Linked DNA regions of Mus musculus: region 1 is linked to region 2. A link is a loop called in an ENCODE intact Hi-C map of the cell type or tissue named here. Cell type or tissue: left cerebral cortex. All regions are shown on one strand.

The links. Hi-C counts contacts between places; a loop is a spot of excess contacts. Peaks named below come from ENCODE experiments on the same cell type or tissue, not always from the same donor. Only the 100,000 strongest peaks of a DNase experiment are listed, where the experiment ranks them.
Region 1: a loop joins it to region 2, with 2.8 times the contacts of the local background. A loop is called at or near these places in 3 of 42 quality-filtered maps.

Annotation. Positions count from the first base shown.
Region 1 is chr19:4,479,159-4,484,158 of GRCm38, reverse strand. No RefSeq gene overlaps it. Among named protein-coding and RNA genes, the nearest start is that of Syt12, 4.5 kb to the right of the region's middle. In left cerebral cortex, no CTCF peak of the experiment used is centred here; DNase peaks (open chromatin) are centred at 1,354, 1,831, 2,182, 2,669 and 1 more place; H3K27ac peaks cover 2,093 bases.
Region 2 is chr19:4,694,623-4,699,622 of GRCm38, reverse strand. Gm960 (predicted gene 960) reads left to right here and starts at 955. Exons shown (of 15, transcript NM_001033447.3): 1 at 955-1,446; 2 at 3,481-3,619. The coding sequence starts at 955. In left cerebral cortex, no CTCF peak of the experiment used is centred here; DNase peaks (open chromatin) are centred at 555, 1,200 and 2,271; H3K4me3 peaks cover 1,356 bases; H3K27ac peaks cover 2,776 bases.

The DNA.
Region 1 (5,000 bases), 220 kb after region 2:
GTCTACATAGTAAGTTCCAGGACAACCAGGGCTACTCAGAGAAACTGTTTCAAAAAACCAAAACAACAACAATTTTTAAAAGTTTTAAAGGTTCCCTGTGATGGTTAATGTTGGCTGTCAACAAGAGGGAGCTTCAGATAAAGAACAGCCTCCATCAGACTGGCCTGTTGCAATGCCTCCATCAGACTGGCCTGTTGCAATGCCTCCATCAGACTGGCCTGTTGCAATGCCTCCATCAGACTGGCCTGTTGCAATGCCTCCATCAGACTGGCCTGTTGCAATGCCTCCATCAGACTGGCCTGTTGCAATGCCTCCATCAGACTGGCCTGTTGCAATGCCTCCATCAGACTGGCCAGTTGCAAGGCTGGAGAGAAGGTTCAGTAGTTAAAAGTGAGCTTGGCTGTTCTTCCAGAGACAGACAGGGTGCTGGAGAAGCCAAGAGCTCAACATCTTGATCTGAAGGCCGTAGAAGGAGACTGGGCAGAGTTTGAGCAAAGGGAACCCCAAAGCCAGCTCCTATAGTGGTACACTTCCTCCAATTGGGCCATACCTCCTAATAGCGCCTATAAACCAAGATGAATCTATGGTCACCCCTATTCAATCCACCATAGTTCCCTCAATGATACCTGTGATTTGGAGGTATAAGCCAAATAAACCGTTTGTTCCCCAATTTGCTTTTGGTTGTGGTATTTGTCACAATAGAAAGAGCAAACTAAGATATGACCAAACATGTAGGCCCATAGAGTGGTTTCTCTGGACACTCTCTGTTCTCATCCCTACACAATGGCCCCTTTGATCACGGCCCACTCCCATCCTTGAGAACACCTCATGTTATCCTGTAGAAGCTCTGCCTGACTTCCTCACCGTGTTCTGTGTCTCATAAGAATTCATTCCACTGAGATAGTAAGGACTGTGTTCCTGAGGGGAGGCCAGAACAGAGTCCCAGGAAGCAAATGCGCTGGATGTAAAGAGGAACCAGGAATAGGGGTAACACTGCCAAGTGGCATAGAGAGAGACAGGACGGAGCCAAGACCTGGGTGTATGAAGAGGCAGATGTGGACAGGTAGGTAGGAGAGAGAGGGGGAACCTAGCAGGATGTCAAGACACATGGCACTGTGGTCCCAAAGGAGCCACCCCCAAGACAAGCCAGAGCCCCTCTCCTATCGGGTTCTATGGGACCTCAGAGCCACCATCCTCAGGGGGTCACAGTTAGGTGGGTCTCTCTGCCCAGAGCTCCCTTCAAACTCCCCCAGGGTTTCTATTTTTACCCTGAGTTCTCAGTTCCTGAGTGGGAGGCGGTAATAAGAGAGTGGGAGAGGCAGAAGGAAGACTGCATCTCTATGAAAAGGCTGGGTTTGGATGCAGGTTTTCTCCTCCTCCACCCTCAGTGAGAGGGTCCAGAAGAACAGCACTCATTGCACTTTTCCAAAATGTTTCTCCAGTCAGGGGAGGGGGAGGTTGGTGCACATATGACAGGTAAACATGCGGAAGTCAGAGGACAGCGTTTGGGAGTCTGTCCTCTTTCCACCATGTGGATTCCAGGGACTGAAGCCAGGGCACCAGGCTTGGCAGCAAGCACCCTGAGCCACCTTGGATGTCCCTGTTGCACTTTCTCCTCCTTTTGGTTCCTTTCCTAGTTTGTTTGTCATTTGCTTGTTACTTATTATTACTATTATTATTATTACTATTATTATTGGTTCAAATCCTACCTCTGCCATCTGCCGATGCTTGCTCTTGTCCATACTTTCTAGTCTCTCTGTGCTTCTTTTAATGGGTAAATAAGGGCTGTTCAAGGAAACCTTGTCATGAGGATGTTGGGAGAATTAAATGAGTCAGAACTGTGCCTGGCACATAAGGACTTTATGTGTGTGGGCATGTGGGTTCTTGTGTGTGTGTGTGTGTGTGTGTGTGTGAGAGAGAGAGAGAGAGAGAGAGAGAGAGAGAAAGTCAGGGAGAGAGAGAGTGAGTCAGAGAGAGAGGGAGAGAGAGAGAGTGTGTGTGTGAGTCAGGGTCTCACTATGTAGCCCAGGCTGGCCTTGAACTCACAGAGATCTGCCTGCCTTCTGCCTCCTGCGTGCTGGGGTTAAAGGCATGCCCCACTGTGCCTGCTCTGGTTTTTAAATACTGGCCAAACTGCTGCTATATGATGGCCTAAGGCACCTAGAGATGACTAAGACATGATTTCATCTCTTCAAATATCCAGCATCCAGTAGGAGAAGTGCAGAATGAATAATTCCGGGATAGACAATGGACATGGCTATACTAGCGGAAAGCACAGCAGTATAGAAGAAGGAATGATCCACTTGCCCACTTGCTGGAACGATTATGGGAAGCCTTACAGGACAGAGTTTGGAGTTTGCAGGGCTCTTTATTTTTTGTATTTGTTTGTTTGTTTGTAATCTTTTCAAGACAGGTTTTCTCTAGGCTATCCTGACTGTGCTGGTGGAACTCCCTCTAGATCTGCCTGCCTCTGCTAATAGTAAAAGAATCTGCTACCATGCCCAGCTGCAACAAGACAGAGTTTTGAAGGATTGAGAAAAGTGTGAGACCTTTGGAGAAAAACAGGAAATCTCAAGCAAAAGGAACTACCTCAGTCGAGCGGAGTGTAGAGACAGGGAAGGGTTCCGTGTGTCGAGGGAAGAGTGGGTGGGGCATTCTGGCTGAAGCCTCAAGCATATGGTCTGAGGGATGGTGATGCTGAGTGAGACTGAGTGACAGGTGAGAAGCCAGAGAGCTATCTACCCAGGAGTTCCTGACTTACCCAGATATTTAGAGAAAGTGTTTTCTTATCATCCAGGCTAGAAAAAGAAATGACAGAATTCTGGGAATTACCATCAGGAGGGATCTTCCATATATATAATTTGCAAAGGTACACATGTATGTGTATGTTTGTATATGTGCAGATGCACGTATGTGCACCTGTGTGTATAGGCATAGGAGGGGTCAGAGGTCAACCCTAGCTGCTGTTCCTCAGGTAACCCTTCCTATTTATTTATTTATTTATTTATTTATTTATTTATTTATTTATTTATTTATTTATTGAGCCCTGGCTGTCCCAGAACTTACTCTGTAGACCAGGCTGGCCTTGAACTCACAGAGATCCACATGCCTCTGCCTACAGAGTGCTGGGACTAACAGCCCTGCTGGATTCAAGTTTCATTTTTAAATTATGTATGAATGTGTGTGAGAGAGAGTGTGCATGCAAGTGCGAGTGCCTGTGGAAGCCACAGAGGTGATTGGGTCCCTCAGACCCAATTAGAGAAATTGTGAGCCACCCAACAAAGTGGGTGCTGGGAACCAAAAGCGGAACATGTTCTTAACCACTGAGCCATCTCTCCAGCCTCCCACTCTGGTTTTTTTGTTTGTTTGTTTTGTTTTGTTTTGTTTTTGTTTTTGAGACAGTTTCTCATTGGCCTGAAGTTTACCAGTTAGACTAATCTGACCGGCCAGCTAACCTCAAGGATTTGCCTGTCTCTACCCCCGCCCCCTACACCTCCTTCCCCACCTCCCCCACTCCCAGTGCCAGCATTACACATGGACACCATCACACCCAGCTTTTTTATGTGGGTTCTGGGGATCTAATTCAAGTTGCACACTTGCATGGCGAGCACTTTGCCTGCACTGAGCTACATCCTCTCTCCACTTCCTTCCTCCACATGGAAACCCCTGGGCTGACTCTGTCCCATTCCGTCCTCCTGGGGAGATGTCAGCGTAACTTTTGAAGTGGCCATCTAGCCCAAATCCAGGCCCCAGCTCTGAAGTACAGAACAGGCTGGGACAGGAAGGTGGACAGTGGACAGACAGTGGGCTTCAGGATGAGGCTGGAGGTGGGTAGTACCTGAGCCTTGTTAGCTCAGCCCTGAGCTCACACCCTTCTGTCTCAACAGGCCTCTTCTGGCTCTATGTTAACTGGCTGCCAAGACACCCCGCAGGTGACACCTGTCACAATTTTAAGGAAATTTCCTAAATGTCACCACTTTCACCTGCTTTCTGTAAACTAAAGGCCATGTTGGGAACAAAAGAGGTCATGATCTGAAGTCAGCCAGGATTGTATGTTCCTCAGTGCCAGGGTTAGGGTTGTACACTTCCCCAGAAACAGCTCTTCACTGCGTATTTTGATAATTATATAAAGTGATGAGCTAGAAAGCCCTACACAGAGGCGAATACTATATACATTCCATTATTGTTTGTTTTGTCTTGAGACAGGATCGCCTTGACCTCCCAATGTAGCTGATGATGACCTGGAGCTCCTGATCCCCCTGTCTCTGCCTCCTACAAGCTGGGATGACAAGAGTGCTCCACCACACTCTGCTCCTAGATTTCATTATTACTCTTTCAAAGGGGAACGTGAAGAGAAGGTAGCAGTGTCTCCTTGCTGCCGACTGTGTGCCTAGTTCATTCAATTTGCCTCTTGCCTGTGAGCTGTCCAATGGCTTCCTTTTCTTCCTGTGGATGAAGGAAGGCATTGAGTCAGGGTAGGAAATCCATTTACCTGGTGTGTAAATTCAAGTTCCAAGAGTCCAGAGAGTTTCTGGCCAGAGGTGGGTCACCTCTCTAAGGACCACAGGAGGAGACTGACTTCTGTTTCAGGTGTGTAGCCCTGTGGCTACACCAGGCTGCTGTTTTTACCAGAGCATATCATACATGTATGACATCATGGGGTTTCACATGCCCTGAGATCCAAGCTAGGAGCAGCACCCCAGAACCCTCTGTCTTAGGCCATCAATGTGTAAAAGAGACATGAGTCCGTGCTGAGTAGTGACATGTGCCCGTCATCCCAGAAGGCAGAAGCAGGAGCATCATGAGTTCAAGCCCAGCCTCAGCTGGGAGCCTGTCTTAATAAAAGGAAGGTAAGGGTCAGTGACATGGTTCAGTAGGTAAAGGGGCTTGCTGCCAAGCCTGATGACCTGAGTTTGAACTTAAAACTAACAGTAGAAAGAGGGAACCGGCCTCCACATTCATGCTGTAACACCCAAACACAGTAAATTAACATTTAATTT
Region 2 (5,000 bases):
TGCTCCCTGTACCTTTATCCCTGGGGCTTATTCCAAGGAGGAGGGCTGGAAGTCAGGACAACCAACTCACCTCAAGCACTGTGCCATTAGCTATCGTTCCTCCACCCTTCATCTCCAGTGGTATTTTCAAGGAGGAGCATTTCTGCTGAGCTGACATTTTCAACGGGAAATATTTTTTAAAAGAGATGAGAAAAGGAGGGAAAAACTCCAGCGACTTCCCAAATGCCAGCTTTTTATCAATTCTGATGATTGTGAATATTCCAGAAGTAAAGGCCACCTCTCCAGTATGTCTGGCTGTGAAAACCTGAGATGGGGACCAGGGGCAAGAGCTCTGAGTGCACTGGAAAAGGGTATACTTCAGGTCCCAAGAGACATGTTCTTTAAAGGAGCACCAAGGTTGTATACTGGGCAGGCACTCTGCCAGTGCCACAGCCTGTTCTGTCTAATCCCAGCTTCTGCAGAGGAAGAATTTTCTCTAAAGGAAAGCGGCCAACGCCCTGTTCCACCCTTCTCCTTGGGTAACTCGTTGCCAGGCAAGAATCTCTCAAACCAGCATCTTCTTTTGGCAACCCAAGGGACAATCTGTCAGATTCCCGATAGTTGTGAGCCTAAGTCCACCTCACTAAACCCGTTCTGCGCCTGTAGGACTGTCTCCCTTGCTTCCAGCTAGAGACACTCAGAGCTGCTTGTCAGCCACACGTTCTGTGAAGTCAAACGTGGGGGAAGAAAGGGTCTGGTGGGAACTGGGAAGCTCCTAGGATCCTCCTGGAATAGACTGGGGAGAAGCTTGGGGACAAGCTGCCAGATACAATATAGTACCTGCAGTTTTGAACTTCAAAATAAATTTCTTAGTATTTGTTCCAAATCTTATTGCAAGGCACACATAATACGGGGTAAAAAGGTTGTTCACCTAAAATCCAGTTTTAATTGGCCACCCATATTTCCCTCTGTTAGATGTGGGAAGTGGAGCCTGGTCCCAGGCACCGCCCGCAGAACAGAAGGCAAAGCCATCTGGGGTCTAGAGCCAGCTTGGGAATCCTGCACTACGCAGCCGCGGCTTTCCAGGGAGCAGCCCTGGAAAACGCCGAGGGCGGACAGAGCGCTTTGAAAAGGGCCGAGGGCCGTGTCTTGGCGAGACCGTGGGAAAGTCTCAGGAGCAGTCGCCGCCCGGCCTCTTCCCGGCTCGCCTCCAACCTTGGCAGATGCGCCACCTGTCCTCCCGCCCACCCGCCTACGGATGCGGGCCGCCTGGGGCAGCTCCCGCAGTGCGCAGGCGCGAGGGCTGGGGGCGGGGCGGACGCGCGGTCAGGCGGGAAGGGACTGCCCGGCGTGGGCGCCCTCCGGGTCGAAGCCCTAGCTGAGGAGGAGGCTGTGACCAACTGGCAGTCCCAGAGCTGCAGCCGCTCTCCTTACAGAATGGAGAGGACGGCTTTGGCTGTCTGTGAGGTGATGCTGGGAAGGGAGAGAAAGACAGTTCTGAGAGGAGGGCATTGTGAGGAGATCCTCCAAGTTTGGGCGCAGGGATCTGGCAATTCCTGAGGTGGAGAAGAAAATGCCGTGAATGGCTAGAAAAAATTAAAATCCCTCTTTCTTTGGGACTGTGGGAAGGGCCTGAGGTATGAGGTGCAGGACCACCCATCAGCCTCGTGGGTCCTTTCTGAGGAACCGATGTGTTCCGTGTTCCGGGCTTTGCCTGTATGTGCGCTAACATCACCACCTAAAGCCGAAGACCTGAAAGGTCACCAACTATGGTGATGCCAAATATGGGGTGATTCTGGAGGGGGCTTGGAGGTTGGCCAACTGGAGTTTTAGCGTTTTCTATCCACCAGTGATGAGAGGGGAGTTGGAAAGGTGAGAAGGAAATGTGCCATCATGGAAGGGTGGATCAGGGAATCAGGTGGTAGGCAAGGGGACACCAAGCTGTAGGAGAAGGTGTGATATGCTCTCGGGGCAGCCACCGTGAGGTGTGGAGGGTTGAATCCAGGGCTCGTACATACATACATACATACATACATACACATTTCTATACATGTGGACGGGGAACTGTTTAGTTCTGGAAGATGGCATTGAATGAATACCTGGGCCAGCTAGCTACATGTGTTCGCACCATTGCTGAACTTGGCAGCCATTACCTAATGGGACACTTAACTCCAGGCCTTCTAAAGAACACTGCACAAATGAATACAGAATTATAGGTTCTGAGATAACTTAGAATATTCCTGGTCCTTGGTGTCTTCTTTGTCATCGTCAAAGGAAGTTGGGGGATTAGATTTAACAAGATGACAGAACCTGGGATGGAACCCAGGGCTCTGACTCACCCACTAGTCAGTATTCTTTTCCCAACTGCTATCATTACACATAAAGGCACTGGAAAAAATCTGAACAGAGAGAGCACAGGAAAAATGTGAAGGAAGATGTTAGGCTGTAGAAGTGTCCAGAAACCATCTTCATAATTTATGGTACGAATTGGAATCTTAGTTACCAAATTTGTTTACTCAGAGCTCCCTGCCAAAAAAAAAAAAAAAAAAAAAAAAAAAAAAAAAAGGTGTTGGCTAAGAGATTTGTTGATTTGGGGCCTTCTAAAGTTTGAATCCCAGCACCCTGGTGGCAGTTCGCTCCATCTGACCTCCATGAGCAGCAAACATGTGGTCAATGTATGTATATACTGACAAAACACTCATACACATAACAATAAGACTTTTAGGCCATTAAGGTAACTTATGCCTTTAATCCCAGCATTTAGGAGGCAGTGGCAAGATGGATCTGTGAGTTTGAGGCCAGCTTGGTCTCACATTGTGAGACCAAGTTGTGAGGTGCCCTGTGGGTGCTGGAACTGAACTCTGGTCTTCTGCAAGAACAGCCAAGTACTCTTAACTTACAGTCCCTTTCCAACATTCACAAATAACATAGCTAAGTATTTATCTTATTTTGACGTTCAAAAATGTTGATTTACTGAATGAAAAAGATAATTCAAAACTAGATACCACTCTTTTCCATAGTTGGCTTTTATTTGGGCAAGAAAATAAAAAAACAAATTGCAGTTCATTTTTAAAAAAATTTTTGTTTCTAGGTGAACTTACCCAGCAACTTTTTTTTGTTTTGTTTTGTTTTTTGTTTTTCAAGACAGGGTTTCTCTGTATAGCCCTGGCTGTCCTGGAACTCTCTCTGTAGACCAGGCTGGCCTTGAACTCAGAAATCCATCTGCCTCTGCCTCCCAAGTGCTGGGATCAAAGGCGTGCACCACCACTGCCTAGCAGCAACTTATTTTCTTAATTTCCTGTCTTGGTGTGCATAATATTGAATTATACTGTCTACTTGCATATTTTTTGTGTTTAGATGCCATGATCTGAGCAAATGTAAATCTGTCATCTCATAAGCAGAACTACAGTATTTTATAATAGAGTTTTAACTGTATCATACAAATTTGCTTAGGACCATGATTTTAAAGATTATGTTTTATCTGAATTGTGCTCTTTTCAGATTTTAAGATATTTAATAATTCACTGGAAATGTGAGGCAGGAACAGCAAAGGGAACATTGCTGGATGGGCAGCTAGTGATTTCCATAGAAGCGTTACGTTCTAAGCACCTGCCAGATTCTCTGCATTGTATAATAACTAGTAAGTAAATTATCTGTTTTGTTTTGTTGTGAGGCATATCATAGTTTGTATAAAAATTTCAGTTTGTCACTGTCTCATTTCTAGTGTAGTTATAAAGCAAAATGACTTTTATAGGTATTCGGTAATAGATTTGTAAGTGTGCAATATAGGGAAGATAAATAGGACTATAGCTTTCTTAAATTAAAATTGCTCAAAAACAATTTTACTTTTGCTCTTAGTTTTATCTTTTTCACAACAAAATCATATCGATTTTATCTTTTTTGGCAATTGCAAAAAAAGGGGCAAAAATAAAGGAAAGGGGGGGGTAAAAAGAAAAGAAATGGCGGTGTATATTTTTACCCCCAAACCCCATTGCATGGGCATTTTGAGCGTAATGGATGCATGTCAGGCATAGATGGCATTTGCATTTATATATCTTCATGTAGTTATGTTTGTAATCTATCAAGAAAAAAGGTGATATGCACGTGACATAGTGTGTCATTATAGAAACATATTTGGAGAGCAAGACTTTGTAGTTATTTGACTTATCACAATAATTATTAACATTCAGTTATTAGTATTCTAGATTTTCTGTGTATGTGCGCACAACTAACTGGCTTTTTAAAGAAACAGTGGCACATACTTTAATCCCAGCGTTTGTGAGGTAGAGACTCCTCTCTTAAGTTCTAGGCCATCCTGGTCTATAGGATGAGTTCCAAGACAACCAGTGCTATGGAGAGAAACCCTATCTCAAAAAAAAAAAAAAAAACCAGAAATGTAATTGGTATATTATAGTTTCATGTGCTTTTTATTAAAGTGGTCAGTGTTTTGTGTTAGCATGTAGAAGAGATCTACTTCCTTTCTTTCTTTCTTTCTTTCTTTCTTTCTTTCTTTCTTTCTTTTCTTTCTTTCTTCCTTTTATTCTTTCTTTGTTTGTTTTGTTTTGTTTTTTGTTTTTGAGACAGGATTTCTCTGTATAGACCTGGCTGATCTGGAACTCACTCTGTAGACCAGGCTGGCCTCGAACTCAGAAATCTGCCTGCTTCTGTATCCCAAGTGCTGGGATTAAAGGCATGCGCCACCACTGCCCCGTTAGGACTAATACTTTTAACCATATATTTGGTTGTTTTTAATTACCTGTTTCTAAACTTATTTGTAATGTATTATCTTTTTCATTAAAAATGTTTATTTTTAATTTTTTGTTTGTTTCTGTTTGTAGGGATGTCCATGTGGATGTCCATACTTAGGAGACTAAAGGTGATGGAGCCTTCTGGAGCTCCAGTTATAGAAGTTGTGAACTTGGTTTCTGGGAACTGAACTCTGCTTCTTTATAAGAGCCCTAGGCACTATTAGCTGCTGAGCCATCTCTCTAGCCCCTTAAATTTTTAAAAAGGCATCATTA